Linked DNA regions of Mus musculus: region 1 is linked to region 2. A link is a loop called in an ENCODE intact Hi-C map of the cell type or tissue named here. Cell type or tissue: heart. All regions are shown on one strand. Each heading gives the region's core, and the rest is flanking DNA. Links, peaks and the distances in the headings are about the cores only.

Region 1 (11,283 bases), core at 1,387-9,386, 220 kb after region 2:
GTTGCAGACCCCTTCAGCTCTTGGATACTTTCTCTAGCTCCTATATTGGAGGCCTGTGTTCTATCCTATAGATGACTGTGAACATCCACTTCTATATTTGCCAGGCACTGGCAAGGTCTCACAGGAGACAGCTATATCAGGGTCCCTTCAGCAAAATCTTGCTGGCGTATGCAATAATGTCTGTGTTTGGTAGCTGATTATGGGATGGGGCCCCTGGGTGAGGCAGTCTCTGGATGGTCCTTCCTTTCGTCTTAGCTCCAAACTTTGTCTCTGCAACTCCTTCCATGAATATTTTATTCCCTATTCTAGGGAGGAATGAAGTATCCATGCGTTGGTCTTCCTCCTTGATAGGTTTCTAGGCTAATATCCACTAATCAGTGAGTGCATATCAAGTTACTTCTTTTGTGATTGGGTTACCTCACTCAGGATGATATCCTCCAGATACATCCATTTGCCCAAGAATTTCATAAATTCATTTTTTAATAGCTAAGTACTACTCCATTGTCTAAATGTACCACATTTTCTGTATCCATTCCTCTGTTGAGGGACATCTGGGTTCTTTCCAGCTTCTGGCTATTATAAATAAGGCTGCTATGAACATAGTGGAGCATGTGTCCTTCTTACCGGTTGGAACATCTTCTGGGTATATGTCAAGGGGAGGTATTGCTGGATCTACCAGTAGTACTATGTCCAGTTTTCTGAGGAACTGCCAGACTGATTTCCAGAGTGGTTGTACCAGCTTGCAATCCCACCAACAATGGAGGAGTGTTCCTCTTTCTCCACATCCTCACCAGCATCTGCTGTCACCTGAAATTTCGATCCTAGCCATTCTGACTGGTGTGAGGTAGAATCTCAGGGTTGTTTTGATTTGCATTTCCCTGATAATTAAGGATGCTGAACATTTTTAAAGTGCTTCACAGCCCTTTGGTATTCCTCAGTTGAGAATTCTTTGTTCAGCTCTGAGCCCCATTTTATAATGGGATTATTTGAATCTCTGGAGTTCAGCTTCTTGAGCTCTTTGTATATATTGGATATTAGTCCCCTATCAGATTTAGGATTGGTAAAAATTCTTTTCCAATCTGTTGGTGGCCTTTTTGTCTTATTGACAGTATCTTTTGCCCTACAGAAGCTTTGCAATTTTATGAGGTCCCATTTGTCGATTCTTGATCTTACAGCACAGACCATTGCTGTTCTGTTTAGGAATTTTTTCCCCTGAGCCCATATCTTTAAGGGTTTTCCCCACTTTCTCCTCTATAAATTTCAGTGTCTGTGGTTTTATGTGGAGTTCTTTGATCCACTTAGACTTGAGCTTTGTACAAGGAGATAAGAATGGATTAATTCTCATCCTTCTACATGATAACAACCAGTTGTGCCAGCACCAATTGTTGAAAATGCTGTCTTTTTTCCACTGGATGGTTTTAGCTCCCTTGTCAAAGATCAAGTGACCATAGGTGTGTGGGTTCATTTCTGGGTCTTCAATTCTATTCCATTGATCTACCTACCTGTCTGTCGCTGTACCAGTACCATGCAGGAAACACCAATTACTTTTCTTTGATTTCTCTTAACATCAAAGGACTCAATTACCCAATAAAAAGATATAGACTAACAAACTGGCTACACAAACAGGACCCAACATTTTGCTGCTTACAGGAAACCCACCTCGGGGATAAAGACAGACACTACCTCAGAGTAAAAGGCTGGAAAGCAATTTTCAAGCAAATGGTCTGAAGAAACAAGCTGGAGTAGCCATTCTAATATCAAATAAAATTGACTTCCAACTCAAAGTTATCTAAAAAGACAAGAAGGGGCACTTCATACTCATCAAAGGTAAAAATCTACCAAAAGTTCATCTACAAAATGAACTCTCAATTCTAAATATCTATGCTCCAAACGCAAGGGCAGCCACATTCATTAAAGAAACTTTAGTAAAGCTCAAAGCACACATTGCACCTCACACAATAATAGTGGGAGACTTCAACACCCGACTCACCAACGGACAGATCCTGGAAACAGAAACTAAACAGAGACACATGGGTACTACCAGTTACTTCCTTTATCTTATTGTCCAGATTCATTCGAGAAAGACCCTGGGGCCCCGAGAACAGCTAGAAGCTGAGTGAAGGGTTCCCTCTGCTGTCTGAGCAAGCTCACTACTAGAGGAACCCCCAGCAGAAGTAGGGGCAGTATTCATCTCTAGCTGTTCTGGACTCACACGGGGCTTCTGGCCCATCAAAGGCTGAAGGCCAGCTTCCACTCTCTAGATCTTAGCCCATAATTATCATCTAAGCAGTGTTCTTGTGAGGCTTGTTGCTGCCCTGCACATACTCGTGGATGTGTATAACCAGAAATTTGATCCCAAAGTGTAATAGTCTAAGGAAGTGTGACTGTTGTCCAATCTCATCTTTGGGACTGTAGAACATCAACCAAAAGAAACCAGAGAGATGCAAATCGGACTCTCTTTGCTGTGAATCACTTTCTAATTTATGTTCCCTACAGCTCTGATGGGCTTTTGACTCCTCCCAATCTCTCCAGTATCAGCCCATACCCTCCCTCATTTTATTCTGTGTCTTAATAGTAATAAATGTCATCACCACTACCACCATCATAACTAATGTTGACTATTTCTGTAATGTTTTACTGAGCATGCTACAGCCATGATTTCATTTTTACATTTTTTTACAAGCATCCCATAAGAGATTTAATTTTTACAATCATCCCATGAGAGATAGTTTACAGTTATCTCTGTTATTTACATTAGAAACTATAGGTTTTAAAAGTTTAACTGGAGGGTGGGCAAAGATGGAGCAGAGACTGAAGAAATGGCCAAACAATAACGGCCCAACTTGAGACCTATCCCTTGGGTAAACACTAATCTCTGACACTATTACGGATGCCATGTTGTGCTTGCAGACAGGAGTCTAGCATAACTGTCCTCTGAGATGCTCTACCCGGCAGCTGACTGAAACAGATGCAGATGCCGTATGAAGTATGAAGCAGAGGACTGCTTTGTATTGCCTCAGCAGGAGAGGATGTGCATAATTAATCCTGCAGGGACTTGATATTCCAGGGTGGGAGGGGATATATGGGTGAGGAGTGGGGGAGCATCCTCCTAGAGGAGAAGGGGAGGGGAAATGGGAAGAAGGACTCTGTGAGGGAGGAATGGGATGAGGGTGCAGCAGTTGGAATATAAATAAATAAATAGATGAATAAGAAAGGGTTAACTGGCTTGTTCTCAGCCACACATCTAGTTGCTAGTAGGGTGGAGATCAAAACTCAGTCAGTGTGACTCTAATGCCCAAACGGATTTCCCCCCACTCTACACAAGTTTGGAGACGTGCAGCTCCAGTACACAACTACATGGATATGCTTCCACCTGCATACCTCTGGTTCCTGTCAAGTGGAATGCCCTGCCTCTATCAAGCCAGTTGTCCTTTAAAACACATCCTGGCAGAGACTACTGTTTAGTCTCTCCTACTGATCAGCCAAGAAGATGCATTTGCTGAGTGGAGTCAACTAGACCATCTCTCTTATTTCCTTCTGTAGCTCTGGCTGGACCAGTGCTAAGGGCATCAGTGTAGTGAGAAGGAGTGCTTGCTTTTTCCCCTGGCAGGGAGAATATTGGCCTGACTCTCACAGATTCTAAGTTAGGTGGAAAAGTAGGATTCATGCCCTGGATCAAAGCCAGGATGTCACATCAAAAACAGGCTCTATCTCTCTAGTCCTAAGGTCCCTCTGTATCAGGTGGCTTGTGGTGATATCTGCCAGAGCTGAGCATCTACAGATGGTGGCAGAAGTACAAGCCCAGGCTTGTCTCTCACACATGCAGGCGTTTTTTTCTTCTGTTTTTCCCCTTTGGTCTTCATGTGTACAGTGGGGTGACCTCAGCTGTAATTCTGAGAAACCCAATGATGGAAAAAGTCTACCTTATTTTGAAGCATTTGCATTTCCTGAAGTCAAATGGCAGGCATACTGTAGTTTTTCTTCAAGAATTGATTAGATAGTTTCATGCTTAAGACTAAGCACAGGCTTCTCCTTCTAAGAATGCCATTGCTGGAGTTGGTTCAAGGAGGGGCTGGGTATTGAGAGATTGACACTGTTGAGCTGGAAGAAGACCTTGGAGAAGGGTGCCATCTCTGTTACTTCACTTTTGGAGGTGTCAGCAAAAGAAGAGTGAAGGATGCGTGGTGGGGTTCAAACCCCAAGAGTCTTAGTGGCTTCTGAAGGCTTAAAATGCTCTCAGCTGACAACTAACACCACTCTGATCTCCTTTTCCTCACATGGTTTCCGGGGCAGACATATAAGAAGGACACCCAAGTTATAACCCAAGTCACAGAGATGGGAGCTTGAATATTTGGCCAGTCAGTGCTGTTCAAAAAGTGGGCTGGCCGCTTTGAAAGTCACAGGGATCTTGCTAAGACCTAGACAATATTTTGTGGGGTACCAGTCATGCAACTCAAGTCTCATCAGCTTGTGAACCCATGATAAGATAGTCTATTGTGGATATGAAGACTTGTATAGGTGCCCCAGGCAGTAGGAATCTTGCTGTGGCTCCAGAGATTTGTGGACTGAGCATCTAGACTGTATCTCTGCAATCTGTCTCCTCAGTGCCTGAGTCTGGAGGGGTTTATTCTGAGAGAAGAGGCTTAGTTGATGTTTGGATGTTGGGAGTCTGGAATATTCTCTTTCAGATTTTAGCGTTCCTATTTAGATGGGGAACATTGTTGACTGAGATGTAGAAATGCCTTTCTAGATCATTCTAGAGCAGTGAGGGTTAAAGGGAGGAGAGATGAGTCTGTAGCCATTACACACACCCGGGACTGAAGCCTCAGGAGACAGCTGGAGGACGTTGCTGGGAAAGCAGCTTCAGGGTGCCTTCCTGATCCTGAGTCTGGGAGAGTGCCCGGGTCAAGTCACAGGTCAGGGAAATGGGGCTTTCGAGTCAGATGATTTGTGACCTAGTCAACTTCTTCAGAACGACTCCTATAAGGACCGGGCAGATGGTGCTTCTCAGAGAACATGTGGTTCTAGTGAAGGTGTTGGATCCGTCATTTCCTCTCCCAGAACTTCAGCTCCTTACTGTACCAGTGAAGTAAACCCAGTGACACTCAACAGAGATGCGTAGCTAATATGACACACATTAAGATTACAGATGTCTAGTAACAGACACAGCACATGGCTAGCCGTGACTCTGAGAATGTGAGGTCGCTTTTCTTTTTGTCTCTTTTTCTTGTTTTCTTGGGATAGCTCTGTGATGCCATACAGAGAGGATTAGATAACGAGATGCTCATTAAAATGAAACACTGTATTACCTGTGAGAGTAGAGTTTCCCACTTCTGGACACAATTGTTTGAGGCTCTCTGATTTGAAGGGGTGGGGCGGGGAGGGATGAAACACTGTATCGCCTGTGAGAGTAGGTTTTCTCAGTTCTCTACACAATTGTTTGAGACTCTCTGATTTTGTGGGGGAGGGGAGGGTGAAGACCTCTTGGAAATATCTTAATCTTTGAAGAAACAGAAGAAACGTTTTAGTTTCTTCTTCCCTGGAGAATGAATACCCAGGGAAAGTCCCAACAGCGACATCTAGAGGAATCTTCATTCCCAGCCGAATTTGGGATCAATGGGAACTCTTAACCTGGCGGGCATTGTGCAAAGGGTCACTTCACAGACATTCCTTCAAATCTAACCATTTCCTTGATGCTACCAGGCCAAGAATATTTATGATATAGACAGGAATCTCAAGAGAAGTCATATGTAAAAGGGAGACTCTGGATTCACAACGGTCCTTGAAAAAAAAAATCCCTAATAGACAGCATGCTTATTGTTGAACACAGAGAAAACAATGAACAGAAATGGGTTAAAATGAAGTTAGGATCCACATCAATACTGTGAAGGCTTTTGGGAGCTGGAAGTGCTGACCTGTTGTGGTAGTAAGGTAAACACATCTGACTCTAGGGCACTTCATTGCAGGTAATGCATGTTAAAGACTGATGGGCCTGACAGTTGGTGGTGGGGCTGTTTAAGAAACATTGTAAGACTCTTCTAACATTCTAAATGGCCTTTCCTGTGCCACCGCTCATTTGCAGTGCGGAAGCACAGAAGCGCTCTCAGGATATGAGACCCGTGTGAGTCCAAATCCCACCCTGGTTCCCTACTGCTTGTACGGATTACCCCGAGTATGTGAGACTTTCCGAGTTGCTCCTTCTTCCTCAAAGTGAGCGCATCCACCTTAACCGCTTGCAAGAGGATTAAATGGAATAATGGACAACACTGAGCCTATTGCATACCACACAAATAATACCAAATAGTGGCTCCCCTTCTCTGGTCTGGGGCCTGGGTTACCTGCCTGGCACACAGATGTCTCTGGGGCTTGAACAGAGTATAAAAAGGAACCAGTTTGAGGTCTAGTACTATCTACCCTTCTTCCCTCCTCCCCCCTCCTCTCCCTTTATTTCCCTCCTTCTTCCATCCTCTTAAAGTGCAGGATGATAGGCAAGTTGGCATATCCTCTGGAGCTGGAGACTGGGAATTATATCTGGCAATTCTAGCATCAAATGGAAACCTTTTTACCTTCTTTGTGTTCTCTCCTCTCCCCTATACCTCATGTTGTCTCCTGCCTCCTCATTCTTTTTTGGGTATGTATGAAAATTAGGAGTTGTGGCTTTAGAATGCTAGATAGCCTATGCAGGACTCCATTCCACATCATTCAGAATGGCTCACTTCCTGGGTATTTTCCACAGAGAGATTCCTAATTCCTCTTATCTCTGCCTTGAGCAAAAGAAAGTGGGTTTAAGAGCAGGTTTTATTGAGTGTGTTAAGATTGACTGGAGGAACAAATAGGTTCCTTGTGGCAAGTGAAGTATGTGACCGGCTGAAAAGCAATTTATCCCCATGGGAAAGCATCGTATGATGCTGCAAAGGGGACGAAGAAAAATGGAACCCAGGAGTAACAACTGCAGACGTGGATATTCTGGATCCAGCCCCATTCCACTGACAGAGTAAGACTCTGCCAGCCAGTGTTTATTCTTCTGAGGGGAAGGGAGTGTGAGGACAAGGAAGACTGTCATTCCTTGTGCCTTCAGTGTGGCTTCTATATGACAAATGGTCATAGACCATTTGGGTCAGTAAAATACTGGGGAGAAATTAGTCTCCCTGGCTGTACGGTTTTCTCACACTCAGTATTTCTTTATCATATAGCCTGCCTCATTTCACCTCTTTTGATGCCCATTTTTCCCTTTTAGCTTTGGACGGTATGAACATCCTCAGGACATTAAGGACCTCTGGGTACCATGGGCCACATAAGCATTTGCAAGAAAAAAACCAAAGCAAAATAAACAAGTTAAAAAAAAAGCAAAACAAAAAAACAAAACCAAAAACCAAAACCAAAACCAAAAACAGAAACAAAAAACCCAAACCAACAACTTTTTCTAATGACAGGATATGGAATCACTCCAGGTCACATGACCCTCTCAAGCCTGTCCCAAAGCACCAGTGGCCCTCTCTGTCCATCCCAGAACTTGGTGACAGAGTATGCTAGCCTTTGAGAAGTTCCTAGTGGCTGAAATATCTTCAGCTTTACAAAAGAGAACCCCAGACGCCTCCACCACCTGCTGGGAGGCACAGTACTGTACCATTTTGTCCTGACAGCATTTCTGCACATCTTACATCCTTCTGCAGATATTGGTATACAAAGATTTGAGGTTTTGTTGGGCATGGGGCTGGAAAGCTGTGTGACCAGGGGAGCTGGTTCAGAGCAAGAGTGAGGATGAATTGTGTCCAAACCCTGAAAATCTTGTCTTGAGTCAGGCAGGAGTAGGACTGCTTCCTCCTTGCTCTGGGCTTGCACGGCCAGGCAATGTAAGCCTTATGACCCCCCACCTCCACCACCATTGAGGTTGTCACATAGCCTGCTGGCCAGATTATAGGTTAAACTTCATCTCACCCTTATAAGGATATGTCCTACAAGCACCTGGGATTCCTCTTTATGCAAATGAAACATTCCCCAGCACTTGTGCCCCAGCCAAAGATGAACACTCACCCTGCAAGCCCCTACCCATGCCCCAAGGGTTAGATAGTTCTTGTTCTTCCCTAATAAAGAGAGCTGTTTCACTGAAAACTGTCTCTGGAGAAGGCTGTTTCTCCTGATCTCATTCAGTACAAGATCCTGTCTAACCTACCTGCCTTGGCTAAGCTTCATTCCTACCAGTCCAGCCTTGTGAGGAACGGTGCCTGGTGGGGTCTGGAGGGGGAAAAGCAGACCCAGGGCAGTAGTTGAAACTCCTGGGAAATCCAGGTAAAGAGCCCTATAATCTGAGATTTGGACGAATGAGCCCAGTAGTGAGCAACACTAGAGAGTCAAAACTCACTGGAAGCAAAACATTAAAACAAGAAATGACAAGAGGATGCAGGAGCCTTGGTTTTAAGCTGTATGTGGAGGAGGCAGACTGTTTCATGGAAGATGGAAGAGCAAAGTGGACCAGATGGATGCTCTGAGGTCCAGCCAAGTGGGAACATGAAGGTGTATTTTTGGCTTGATTTCATGTTCATGGTGGTTCTCTGCAGGAGGCATGTTACCTCTGTCTGCTAGAGGAGAGAATAAAACCCAGCACGAAGCATACAGGACAGGCTTGCCTCCCAGCCTTCCAGTTTGTCCATGAATTCAACTGAATGGCTAACAAGCCTCAAGCACAGTGGGCCGAGTGCAAGTCAGCCATTGACTGGGTCCTATTCTGGCCAGGAATGACAAGTTTGTGTTAGGGCTCATTACTAACACGGGTGTGGTTTTCTGTGGTTTCCCTGTAGCTAAGGATATCCTGTGCTTAGCATGTGTGCAGAGCCCTGCATCCTAGGCTCTGGTCAGTGCTGGTTTCCTGGTTACAACAGCTGTCATGGTAGCTGCAATCCTTGCAGCTTCTGTCCTTGTGACAAACCTCATGCCATCCCTGGGACTTCCTCCCAGGAACTTCTGGAAAGTAGGTCTGCCCTGCCTGGGATGTCTTGCAACAGTGTTCTCTTTTTCCCTGCCTGCTTCTTTTCCTTTCCCAAAAGGGCAATTTGTTTCTTGTGTTGGCTTAAGATTAGTTTGTTGGTGAAAGAGATTGTGGCTTCAGATTTTCTTCAGACAACTGTCAGGCTATTTCTTTCTCTCTTTCTATATAGGACAAGAGAATTCTAGTCTCAGGAAGTGTCAAAGAGCTCTGCTAGTGTGTGTGCACATACATATTCATGTGTGCATACATGTGAGGTTAGAGGTCAACACAGTATGTCTTCCTCAATTGCTTGCTGTCTTTCTTCCTTTCTTTCTTCCTTCCTTCCTTCCTTCCTTCCTTTCTTTCTTTCTTTCTTTCTTTCTTTCTTTCTTTCTTTCTTTCTTTCTTTCTTTCTTTCTTTCTTTCTTCTTTCTTTCTTTCTTTCTTTCCTTCTCCCTCCCTCCCTCCCTCCCTCCCTCCCTCCCTCCCTCCCTCCCTCCCTCCCTCCCTTCTTTCTTTCTTTCTTTCTTTCTTGTTTTTTTTTTTGGGGTTTTTTTTTTTGTTTGTTTGTTTTTTTGTTTTTTTGAGGCAGGGTTTCTCTGTATCGCCCTGGCTGTCCTGGAACTCACTTTGTAGACCAGGCTGGCCTCGAACTCAGAAATCCGCCTGCCTCTGCCTCCCAAGTGCTGGGATTAAAGGCGTGTACCACCACCGCCCGGCCCTACTGTCTTATTTCTTAAGACAAGGTTTCTTACTGATCCCAGAGCCTTCCAGTTTGGGTAGGCTGCCTGGCCAGTGAGACTCAGAGACCTTCCTGTTTCTGTGTTCTCAATGCTTGTATTATTGGTATATACAACTGCTCCTGCTTTTTATGTGGGTGATGGGGATGTGACTCAGGCTTTCATGCTGCATAGCAAGCATTTACCTGCCTACAGGCTTGTAAAAGAAGCATTCTTTCTAGCTCCAACTTGAATTAATTTAGTATATTTAGTCCAGTGATGTTCAGAGGGGAGAAAAGTTTTCCTAAAGAGACACCAGTTCCTGCTGGTGTGGGAACCAGGTTTTGGCCTCAGATGTTATTTTTCTCCCTCATCCTATTATAGGGCCCCCAATTTGTGGAGTCAAGGTAAGTATGCATGTACATTAAAAGTGGGAGTTAGGGGCCATGCACAGCAGGGTGCTGGCTGAAGTAGGGGCAACAGAGGAAACCTTGGAGTCTCATATTTGCAGGACTCTTTTGTCTTCTGTATAGCCTTTAACAAGTCCCCCTGACTTCCCGGATCTCAGAAACTTACCTGCAAACGGAATGTCAATGGGAATACACCCATCCCTCCACCCCGTACTGATAACTCTCAAGGCTGATCCTCAGACCAACCCAAAGGAAGTAGGGAAAAGTCTTTAAGGCAAATTTAACATTCCTAGTGAGGCGTATTATCAGCATTGACGAATAGAATCTAGTTGTCGAACCCCTGAATTAAAGACAGAGGTTATTTTGGTGTTGGTGTTGGTGTTAGTTCTTGTTCGGATATTCCTAGTCAAGGGACAGGTGAGGAGGGAGCTGGGAAGTGGTCAAACCCACAGTTTCCCAAACTTGGGATTTCATGAACAAAAGTTGTTCCCTCAAATGAAAAACCGGGGAGTAACATGGAAAGTTTGCTTTATTCTGCCTCTTATGATCATGAAAACAGAATACATGACAAAGCCAACCTAGCATCTGTGTCACTTTCTTCCTGTGATGGGAGGGGCAGTCTAACACCAGAGCACAGTGGGATATGCTTTCCCAGAAAGAGTGTTTTCATCTTAAGTGTAACGTAGCAGCTGTCAAGAAGACAACTTTGTTCTTTGTTTTCTTTTATTTCATGTGATCTAAGGATATCCTGTGCTTAGCATGTGTGCAGAGCCCTGCATCCTAGGCTCTGGTCAGTGCTAGTTAACTAGCACTGTAACTAGTCAGTGTAACCCACTAGTTAAGAGCTTTATACTTGGTGACCAATGTTTGGAGCACTCTACAACCAAGAAAGAACAGCTAGTGAGTGTGGCTGGGGTCCTGACACTGAATCAAGGCTATCTTTACCACAGACATTATATCTATGGGAGGTGGCTACTGCCCCTTGCCAAATGAAAACTTCCAATTTTTCCTAGAAAAATCTAAGTCGGGGTGGTGGCAGGACAATGGAAGGAGAGGTGGAGGAATTAAGTTTAATCACTGCATGCCGCTCCTTGCAAAGCTCCACAGGAACATATGCAACAAGTTAGCGAGGATGTCCACCTCCAAAGCCTACACTCCCTGTACCGCAGGAGTCTGCTCTTCCAGTCTA
Region 2 (11,283 bases), core at 1,653-9,652:
GATTTGAAGGGGCTGGGCTGGAAAATGAAAGGAGTGCTGGCAGGGAGTTAAGAGAACTGGTTACTGTTTGTAAAAACAAACTTTGTTTTCATGTTTTACATTTAGTTTCCTTCGTTTATCCAGGCATTGGCCTCATCCTTACTCTTTGTGTGAGGTTGCCTTGCACGCGTGACCTGCAGACAAATGCTTCCCAAGGAAAGAGTGGACCCTTAGGTCTGAGCAGCTCCCATCACAGGTCAGCCTGGAGATGCCATGCTTGGACTTCCACAGCCTGCTGGCCTGTTTACTTAAAGGAAATTGTTGACTGTTGCCTAGGGTTCTCTTAAACCTTGGTTAGCATATACTCTGCTTTGTTAAATCACGAACCAAAGTCACTTCATTTAGCCTGTGCCCTGGAGTGACTTCTGAGTCACAGATTACTTAGTCTCTTCCAGACACTATTTGATTAGGTTAAGACACTGCACTGATGCATTATTCTCTAAAATTGATTATAGTATAATCGTTCCCATTTGTCACAGTCCCCATATATTACTTGTCACGTCTTCCTGAAAACACTGCTCCTCTCTGCCACTCATATTCTCGTCTACTTAATGTCAACAACTTCACCAAATGATGTGGACTTACCAAGGCTATTATGATGAATTTGGATTTTTGTTTGTTCTTTTTTTGAGACAGGATCTCACTATGTAGTCCTGACTGGCTTGCACTTGCTATGTAGATCAGACTTGACCTTGAACTCATAGAGATCCTCCTCCCTTAGCCTCCCAAGTGCGGGGACTAAAGCCATATGCCAATACTCCTGGCCTATTATGAACTTTGGATTTTAAGAACAAGGGATTTCAAGTGGGACATTGAAAACAAGAGAAGATTGTATGAGCTAGTGAGGAAAACAAAGGAAGAAGAAATAACAAAAGAAAGCAAGAGATCCTGCTCCCACTCAAACCTTCTGAAACCCACTTTCTTTGCCTCTTTCCTTCCCCATCCAACTTTCCCCTCACACCCACACTAATAGCTCAACTTTAACACACAGAAACCCTGAAAACACCTATGTTAGATGCTGGATCCAGTGAGGGAGATTTAAGATAGAGCTGGCAGAGTACAAATATTCAGATTCCTCTCAAATTTCAGAGCAGCAGACAGTGACTGAATCTAACTCTGGCTTCTGTTAGCTACTCTCTGGCCCCGGTGTTTCATATCTGTGCTGAGATGTTTATTTTATACTTGACCATCGACAAAGGGGAAAAAGTATTTAATTACAAGGTGGAGAAGACCAGGATATCTAAATAATTATAATTTTCAATTTGTATAATTAAAAAGCAAAACAGACTTGAGAAGTCCCTTTGAAAGCCACTCTTGAGGACAAAGACTCAGAGTCACAAACAAAATGAAAAATGGGTCAATAGTTCAAGGACTTTTGAGGAATAATCTTGGGTAACTAAGAAGAACCAAGAAGTTTATTTTGTATAAAAGGCTCAGACCTAAAATAGGGTGTGATAGTTTGAATAGGAATGGCCTCATACTCAGAGTCATCTATTGGATGAAACACATGGCCCACAATGGAGGAGCTAGAGAAAATACCTAAGGAGCTGAAGAGGTCTGGAACCCTATAGGTGGCACAACAATATGAACTAACCAGTACCCCCTGAGCTCGTGTCTCTAGCTGCATATGTAGCAGAAGATGGCCTAGTAGGCCATCACTGGGAAGAGAGGCCCCTTGGTCTTGCAAACTTTATATGCCCCAGTACAGGGGAATGCCAAGGCCAAGAAGTCGGAGTGGGTGGGTAGGGAAGCAGGGCAGGGGGAGGGTATGGGGGACATTTGGGATGGCATTTGAAATGTAAATGAAGAAAATATCTAATAAAAAATTAAAAAAAATTGGATCTAGTTGTCCATGTAACATAGTGTGTAAAAGCTGAAAAAAAAAAAAAGGAATAGCCTCATAGGCTCATAGATTTGAATGCTTGGTCATTGGGGAGTGGCACTAGTAGGAGGTGTGGTCTTGTGAAAGTAGGTGTGGCCTTGTTCTAGGAAGTGTGTCACTAGGGGTGGGCTTTGAGACTTCAAATGCTCAAGTCAGGCCCAGTGTCTTTCTCTTCTTGCTGTCTGAGGATCCCGATGTAGACCTTTCAGCTACCTCTCCAGCACTTTATCTGCCTGTGTTCCCTTGTCTGCCTGAGTGCTGCCATTCCATGCTTTCCACCAAGAAAATAATGGACTAAACTTCTGAAGCATAAGACAGCCCCAATTAAATGCTTTTCTTTATGCAAATTTCTGAGGTCATGGTGTCTTTTCACAGCAATAGAACACTGACTAAGACATAGAAGTTGCAGGAAAAAATAAATCTTGCACCATTGTCAAAACTCAGACTGTCTGGGGTTCATTCCTAGGTAAGTCAGAATCCTAGGGATTCTAGAGACTAGGCATTTGTATGGCACCATTGTGCTTTCCTACTCTTCTGGAAACTAATAGCCTGTGTCTGTCTGTCATATGGGGGTAGTAGAAATGATTACTTAAGGAGGCTTGCTGTTAGGTTGGGCACCAGTCTTCCCAGTGCCGTCAGGGGTTTATCGTTCTGTGCAACAAATACTTAGGTGATTTTAAGTGGTTGACTCCCTGGTACCTATGGTAGGCTGTGTCCTCTTCCACAGTTTGAAGGACTAGAGACCTTGACCATCTAGATCATTTTCTTTCACTGTAACTGACACAATCACACAGCCCACACCCCGATGTATAACTGAGTAAGCTTGGCAGTTATGGGTTGTATTATAGAATGTGTTTGTATGTTTCGGCTAACTAGGGTGCCTATTACCAATACTTCACATTGTATCCTTACAGGTGAAGTCAACCTAGATCTCAGCTAAAGGAGTAGGTAGCCTCCTCCTCCTCCTCGTCCTCCTCCTCCTCCTCTTCATCCTCCTCCTTTTTCTTCAAGTCTTCTTATATAGCCTAGGCTGACCTGGATTATTTCTGCTTCTTCCTTCCTTCCTTCCTTCCTTCCTTCCTTCCTTCCTTCCTTCCTTCCTTCCTTCCTTTCTTTCTTTCTTTCTTTCTTTCTTTCTTTCTTTCTTTCTTTCTTTCTCTCTTTCTTTTCTCTCTCTCTCTTCCTTCTTCCTTCTTTTTCCTCCTCCTCCTCCTTCTCTTCCTCCTCCATCTCTGAGTTTTTTGTTTCCTTTTTTTAAAATTATTTTTTATTTTTGAGATAGGGTTTCTGTCCTGGAAATCTCTGTAGACCAGGCTGGCCTCCAACCCAGAAATTTGCCTGCCTCTGCCTTTGAGTACTGGGATTAAAGGAAGGTGTACACCATTATCACATTACCACCCGGCTTGCCTCAGCTTCTTGATTGCTGTGTTTGCAGGTTTTCCAGTTCTTAAGATATTGAAGCCATGGTTTGTTCCCTGTCATTCACTCAGCATATGCTTGTTTAGAGTCAAGTGCTTTTTAGGCACCTCCGGTCCAACACATGGCACAGCAAGAGACTGAAAATCAAAGCTGAGAAGAAACAGTGCTGCAGCCAGAAACCTCATTTTTGTGAGTGGAAAGATTCAAGGATAGCTGGTGTCAGTGGTAAAGATTTGGACAAGCTTAGAGGGTCTTCCTACAACTAGGATTGAGGGAGCAGGGGGAGGTAACACAGAGAGGGGAAAAGGGTATCCACAAATCCTAGGCACAGACCTACTTCCCTGGGAAGATGCTAACAGATTATCACAAGTCATCTATTAATGAAAGTGCTACTGGCCAATATGATGGAAGAGTTGCACACTGTTGTCATCTCATACTAGAAGGTCCTAGATGCCCAAGTGCCTCTTGTCTCTGGAATCCTAGCAGTTGGTAGGTAGCCTTAGTGCCTCCCCAGACCCTTATGCACTGGCTATAAAGCTCTCTTCTATCTGTGGTGAAAACACAGCTCTCCATTTAACTGGAAACAAACTCCATTTCTGTGCCACATGTCAAACAGGAACCTTTCCTCCAAATAGCTTATGCACATACAAGAAAACACAAGTACTCAAACTCCCTCTCCCTTAAACGTACACTGCATTGTGCCCTTGTCCCTTTTAGCTATAGGCCTTGGAGATCACAGCCACTGGCTGTGCTTCAGGAACTTGGAATGGGGTTCTATGAAGGCTGCTGTGCTCTTCATATCTTTACCTGGAAATCCTGATGATAGGCAGTTGTAAATTGCCTACTCTCCAGAATTGGGAAATCTTTTAGGGAAACCGGCAACTCACAAGAGCATTATCTGGAAAGTAAATATTTTTCTGAGGCAGGGTCTTATGTAGCTCAGGCTGGCCTTGGACTCCATATTGCAAGAATGACCCCAAATTTCTGAACCTCCTACTTCTACCACCCAAGTGCTTGCATTAAAGGTGGAGGCCACCATCCCTAGTTTATGTGGTACTGGGGATGGAGCCTGGGTCTTCATACAGGCCAAGCAAGCCTTCTACCAACAGAGCTACATCCCTAATCCCTTGGGGTATAACTCTTTATGATTATTTCATAGAAAAATAATATATAGCGTCTTAAAACCTCAGCTCTTTGATCTGTAACCTGGAAATCCCAAAGCAAAGCAAAGCAAAGCAAAGCAAAGCAAAGCAAAGCAAAGCAAAGCAAAGCAAAGCAAAGCAAAGTGGCATGTGAAGACTCAGAGCAATGGAAAGTGGCCTGCACAGCTTTCTGGCATGCTGTGAAGCCTCAGAATGTAAGAGATGCTGGTGTTGAAGTGGAGGAGGGCGGAGACTTTCATGCAGTACTATGACCCATCTCTAGATGGGGACAAGAGTCAAAGAAGAGGCTCTTGGTTTGTCCTGTCCTATTTAAGTTTCAGGTCTCCGGAGACTTCAGAACATGCTGACCAGGTGAAGCAAGGTCACTAAGGTGAAGCAGGCAGGATTCTAGAGCTGGAGGAGTCACTTAGGGTCATTCATCACTGTTGTGGGGATGTGGTAGGCAGAGAGAAACTGAGGGTAGAGGCCAAGGAAGGATTGTGTCTGATGCTGGTAGCAAATGAATAGGTCTCCACCAGTGTGGGGACACTGCCATCCCTTTGGTGCAGGGAATGTCACCCCTCCCACCCTTAGGCCTTACCTTTGAGCCCCACTTACTTGTTGCTGGCAGAGAGGAAAGGAGGCTGTGATGTCACAGAGAACGTTAGTGACCCGGCTTTTGGACTAGACCATAAGGCGGGGAGGAAAGAGGCTATTGTGACCTGCTGACCCTTCCTATCATGATCCATCTTTCTGTGTGTGATGCCAAGCTGTCCACCATTGCTGTCCCTCAGAGCAACAGAAATCCAAGTTCTTCTGTCTGTGTGGAATACTTTGAGGGTGTCAGGCCAGAAGGGGGCGCTACAGCACTACACGAGAAAGCATGGGGCAGGGTCTGTCTCCTAATGTATCTGGCTATTAACCTCAGGGAGATGGACTTTATGCCTCAGCTGTCCTTCTGTAAAATAGGAATAATAGTTATGTGTCCTCCATGTATTTCCAGGATGAAATGACATCAGAGTTGTAAGCACTGGGCAGGTGCCTGGATGCTGTAGTAACAACTCCACAGAAGGGGAGTGGTGGCAATGTGTAAAAACAAGTGACATTTCTTCCCAACCCATCTTCCAGAAAAAGAGGAATTGATTCCTGATGGATTCCTAGAAATTTCCTCACCCTATGGGGTGGGCTTTCAGTTCCCCACTTGGAACATCTTGGTGCTATTTGGGGGAGTCACGTTAGGTGAAACCCCTCTATCAGCATTGTCTTTGGATGCATGTAGAGGTCATGGTATAACAGAAGATGGAAACAAATGGAAGTCAGTGCTGGACTTATGTGCTGGTGGGTGATGGGGGTTAAGCAACTTTAAAAGTACCAGTGGCAAGTAGCACTCACTGCTTCTTCATAGGAGCACTGAAGAGTCTCGGGTCTGGCTGCCAATCATCTTCCCTTGTACTGTTGTTGAAACTTGGACTGTCTGGGGTCCATTCCTAAACAAGTCAGAATCTCAGGGACTCTAGACACTGGGTACCAGTATGGTTTCAAAGCTTTCCTGGTGATTTCTTTGTGTAATCAGGATGTATTAAGTTGGGGCTGGTAAGATGGCTCAGTTGATAAAATGCCTGCTGTGCATGCATGAGGATCTGGGTTCAATTCCTAGGACTTATGCAATATGTTGCTATATGTGTAGGCATGCACAAATATATACATACTATATGCTGAGTCTATTCTTTTTTTGCTGTTTGTGTACATATGGTTTTAGGGCTGACCATCTTGCGTTGGATAAACAGTTAAGGGCTCTTCTCTAGGGGAGGCTAATTCTCCCTCAACAGTCATTTGTTGCCTAGAAAAAAACCCTTAGTATTGGAACTTTTTAACCCAAAGTAAGTCGATTTACTTTGAAAAGAATTCTGGGTGTGGTTGTGCATTTTTTAATCCCAGTACTGGAAGTGAAGAAAGAGCTTGCTGGCTGATTAGTCTAGCCTAATTGGTGTGCTCCAGGCCAGTAGAGACCTTGTCTCAAATGTAATGATAAACTGAATATAATGGCACATGCCTTTAACCCTAGGACTCTGAGAGGCAGGGGAATCTTTGTGTTCAAGGCCAGCCTGGTCTACCTAGTGAGACCCTGACTCAAAAGAGGTAATCAAATGAAAACAAACAGCAACGATAATGATAATGAAAGCTAGGTAGATGCTGTTCCTGAAGATGACGCTGAGGATGCCTGGTGTCCGCTGGACTCTACATGCAAACACTTATACACTAAAAAAGGTGCTGAATTACAATGTGGGAATCACATGATGTACCCACATGATGGCTCTCAACTCTAGGCTGCTTCTGAAATGCTCAAAGAAGCTTTAGAAAATGCCAGTTCTAGCTCCCAGCTCAGAAGATCTCTCTCTCTCTCTCTCTCTCTCTCTCTCTCTCTCTCTCTGTGTGTGTGTGTGTGTGTTGGGAAGGTAGAATCCAGGCACTAGTAGGTTTGAAAAATTTTCAGACAGTATTGAAACCCATTGGCTTACAGAATAGTTTTATATTTTTATTTTATTCTTGTTATTTGATAATGCACATAATGGATTCTTGATCACATCTACCCCTCATTATCATCCTACTCATAAGGACCCCCTTCCCTCTCAGAGTCCCCATCCTGCTTTCATGGCTTTCCCTTCACCTCTTTCTTTTTCGTTTTTGTGACTTACTGAGTTTGATTAAGGCTGTTTCTATGAGCATGGATTGGGGGTTATTTATTAACAAGTGGCTATTGCATTGAAGAAAATGGCTCCTCCATCCTTGGTAGCCGTTCACTGCCAATGGCTGCTCAGGGAGTGCCTCTGGAGCCTCTTCCTCATCCGTGACAGAATGTCAAGGGCCTTGTACAGATAACCACAGTTCCCGTGAGTTTATGAGTGAATGAATGTATCCTGTCCAGCAGACAACATTTTATAGTGCTATATCCACTATCTGAAACTTAACCTTTCCTCCTCTTCCCATGATGTTCCTTCCCCTAGCCTTGGGATGGGTGATACAGATGTCTTATACAGGGTTCAGAACTCAGTCTTCCTGTATTCTGAGCATTTTGATGTAATATGAGCCTCTGCATTAATTATTACACAACAAGAAGTTTCCCTGGCTAAGGTTCAGAGCAACAATAGTCAGTAGGCATCAATATAAATATTCAGAAGGCAGTTTGACAGCACATCTGCTGAGTAAATCAACGGCACTAGGGTCTTCCCTAAGCCTTGTCACTTCCCCAGGCATGGACTTCTGGTTATGTTTAGAGTACTGGGTATGAATTTTCTCAAATCCAGTCACAAAGAAGTTGGTTCTCAAAGTGGACCCATGTTTTCTTCCCAAGTTTCTGCTATCCACTCTCCCAACACCCTCTCCCCTTCTCCACACCTCTTTGCCCTCATTATTGCTTAACCCTCTCCAACCCCTGTATCGCCTCTTGCTACCTTGAACACTTGTCCAAATGGTTTTCAGAGGATCCTTAATTTCCCCGTTGTCATGGAGGCATCCTTTAGATGAACCTTGCATGAACAGCATTAAACATGAGCTTACAACCAGGATTCCCCAAGAGTCAGACTTGAAGATAGCTTACTCTTGGAAATCCCTGTTTGCGGAAATTGTGAACACTGATCTTAAAGAGCTCATGAAGCAGTTGAGTGAGATTGTTTGAGGACACAGAGAGTAAGGAGAGTCACGTTTCCAAATAGTTTCATTCAACATGGAGCTGTAAATGCGGACAGTCTTTGAATCCTTGTAAGCAGGTACTTCATGATTCATGCACTACACTTTATATATTCAAGTTGGTGAAAATACTGATGGGGGGGGGGAAATCCCTTTATGCCTGGGAACTAAGACTTTGCCTTCTGTTTGGGGTGATTTACTGTTCAAGGATGTCTGATAAGGCTGTTTCCCTCTCCTTGGGTCTGGAGTGAGAAGATTAGCCTGAAGTTTCCTGTATTGGTCTGGTTCAGGCAGTGAGCAGTGAAATCTTGAACTAAGTTACTGGGGTTAGGATGAGTCAGGTCTGGGGACAGATCACATGGATAGGAAGTTTATTATCTTAAGTTACTGTTCGACTTTGCCCTTAACCATAAACCCTTCTGATCTTCAGTTTCCTGATGTTTACAGCGGGAATAATTAGTAGAGCTGATTTGAGGGACAAGTTAGACCAGTCCTGGAAGCCTGTAAATAGAGCTCCCGGGAGAGGAGACACACTCAGTGAATGTTGTTGCCATTGCTGCATCAGTATTATTTGATGCTAAGATCAGGGCTAGTTACTTTTCTCATTGCTGTGACCAAGAACTTGAAAAAATAAATTTAGTGAAAGGAAGGTTTATTTTGGTTTATAATGGTTTGACACTCTGACCCACCATGGTGGGGAAGGCATGGGTTATGAGATAGAGGCAGTTGTTCATATGGTATCCACAGTTAAGAAGGAGGGAGGGAGGGAGAAAGAGAGAGAGAGACAGACAGAGAGAGACACACAGAGAGAGAGAGAGAGAGAGAGAGAGAGAGAGAGAGAGAGAGAGAGAGATGCTGGTGCTTAACCCATTTTCTCCTTTTTATGTAGTTCAGGATTTGAACCCATGGATTGGTGCCAATCATATTTTCCATGGATCTTTCCACCTCATTAACTCAGCTTAGAACCATCTTCACAGACTTGCCTAGAGGTTTGTCTCTTAGGTGACTCTAAATCCAGATAAGTTGATAATATTAATCGTCCTGTGAGTGAGGGACAAGGCAGAGCCTGAGCCGACACCTCCATGTCTTTTATATCTGTGGCTGTGAAATCAGAAAATTTGGAAAGAGGAACAAATTTTGGATGAGGATAAGTTCAGGTTTGGAAAAAAAATAAAACAAAGCAACAACAATAACTACAACAAAAGAAAACCTTTATTTTGGTGGGATGGATCAGTGGGAAAAGGCTCCTGCTCCGAGCCTCCCACTCCCGACTCCCGAGCCTCCAAGCCTGGTGACCTGACTTAGATTCTCAGGCTCTACGTGGTGGAAGGAGAGAGCCCATGCCCACAAGTTATCTTCTGACTTCTGTGCGTGCCTTCCCGGACTAATGCAATAATGATAAAACCCCTTGATTTTGTGACAGCATGATGTCGATAGGAACTTGCAAAGCAATGTATAGAGAAGATCCATGGCACCCTCCCCCCCCTCAGCTCTTCCTGTATCCTTCCTGCAAGATCAGAAGCAGGAAAATAACACTGGTATGACCCACAGAGCTTATGTAAATCTCATAGTTAACATGTTCTCGTGTGTGTGTGTGTGTGTGTGTGTGTGTGTGTGTGTGTGCGCGCGTGCTGGCGATATTGGCTTTCAAGTTGATCAAAAGTACAATTCCCTGTGTCACCCATAGAACGTATGTTGAGTTAGGAGGGCCCTCTGTGCTCTCCCTTTGCTCTCTCACACTCACTCTTTCCCTAGGAACCTGCTTTCCATCCTCACATTGTGTCAGTTCATATTTGTGACATGAACGGAAATGGGCTGTGTGCTTGTACAAACTTGAGGTTGGCGTTTATTACTCAGCACGCTCTCCTCGTGATCCCCTTCAGTCTGAGCTTGCTTTAGTGATGGTTAACTGTTTCGTTGTTGAGTAACGATGGACCACAGGTCTTTGGGAGTCCATGCTCACTGAAAGGTATTTGCATAGAATCCAGTTTTTAACGGTCACAAATAAAGATGCTGTGACCTAAACATTCTTTTATAAACCTTTTTATTGATTCTTTGTGAGTTTCACACCATGCACCACAGTCCCTTTCATCTCCCTAGCCCCTCATATCTGACCTTTGACCTTGCAAACTCCCCCTCCAATAAAATACACACACAAACAATAACAACAACAAAAAAAAAGCATAGAAAACATCTCATTGTGGAAGCTGTAGTATATCATACACTGTCTCACAGTATATCCCTGTATCTACACATCTTCACTTACAAATGTTCACTGCAATGAGTCATTGGTCTATTCAAGATATCTGGTTTCTTTTTTTTTTCCTTTTTTTTTTCTTGGATATTTTATTTATTTGCATTTCAAGTGTTATACCATTTCTCGGTTTTCCCTCCAGAAACCCCCTAACCCATCCTCCCTCTCCCTGCTTCTATGAAGCTCCTGAACCACCTACCCAACCCCACCTCCCTGCTCTGACATTCCCCTACACTGGGGCATTGAGCCTTCCCAGGACCAAGGGCTTCTCCTCCCATTGATATCCAACAAGGCAATCCTCTGCTACATATACGTCTGGAACCATGGGTCCTTCCACGTGTACTCTTTGGTTGGTGGTTTAGTCCCTGGAAGCTCTGAGGGTTCTGGTTGGTTGATATTGTTGTTCTTCCTATGGGTTGCTATCCCTTTCAGTTCCTTCAGTGCTTTCTCCTCCATTGGGGACCTCGTGCTCAGTCCAATAGTTGGCTGTGAGCATCCACCTCTGTATTTGTCAGACTCAGACAGAGCTTCTCAGGAGACAGCTATATCAGGCTCCTGTCAGCAAGCACTTCTTGGCATCCTCAGTAGTGTCTGGGTTTGGTGTCTATATATGGGATAGATCCCCAGGTGGGGCAGTCTCTGGATCAGCACTTTGTCTCCAGATTTCCTCCCTTGAGTATTTTGTTCCTCCTTCTAAGGACTGAAGCATCCACACTTTGATCTTCCTTCTTCGTGAGCTTTATGTGGTCTGTTAATTGTATCTTGTGTATTCTGGGCTTTTGGGCTTATATCCACTTATCAATGAGTGCCTAACATGTGTGTTCTTTTGTGATTGTGTTACCTCACTCAGGATGATATTT

Evidence for each region. A loop is a pair of places that touch in the nucleus more often than their neighbours do. Peaks named below come from ENCODE experiments on the same cell type or tissue, not always from the same donor. Only the 100,000 strongest peaks of a DNase experiment are listed, where the experiment ranks them.
Region 1: it touches region 2 in a loop (2.8-fold over the local background); 8 of 42 quality-filtered maps call a loop at or near these places.

What each region holds. Positions count from the first base shown.
Region 1 is chr4:63,838,540-63,849,822 of GRCm38, forward strand. All of the region lies in intron 2 of Tnfsf8 (tumor necrosis factor (ligand) superfamily, member 8), which reads right to left. Among named protein-coding and RNA genes, the nearest start is that of Tnfsf8, 17 kb to the right of the region's middle. In heart, for the core only: CTCF peaks have their summits at 2,138 (motif pointing left) and 5,590; no DNase peak of the experiment used is centred there; H3K27me3 peaks cover 3,928 bases.
Region 2 is chr4:63,617,306-63,628,588 of GRCm38, forward strand. It overlaps Tex48 (testis expressed 48), which reads right to left and starts at 5,128. Exons shown (of 5, transcript NM_029324.3): 1 at 5,101-5,128. In heart, for the core only: a CTCF peak has its summit at 5,345 (motif pointing right); no DNase peak of the experiment used is centred there.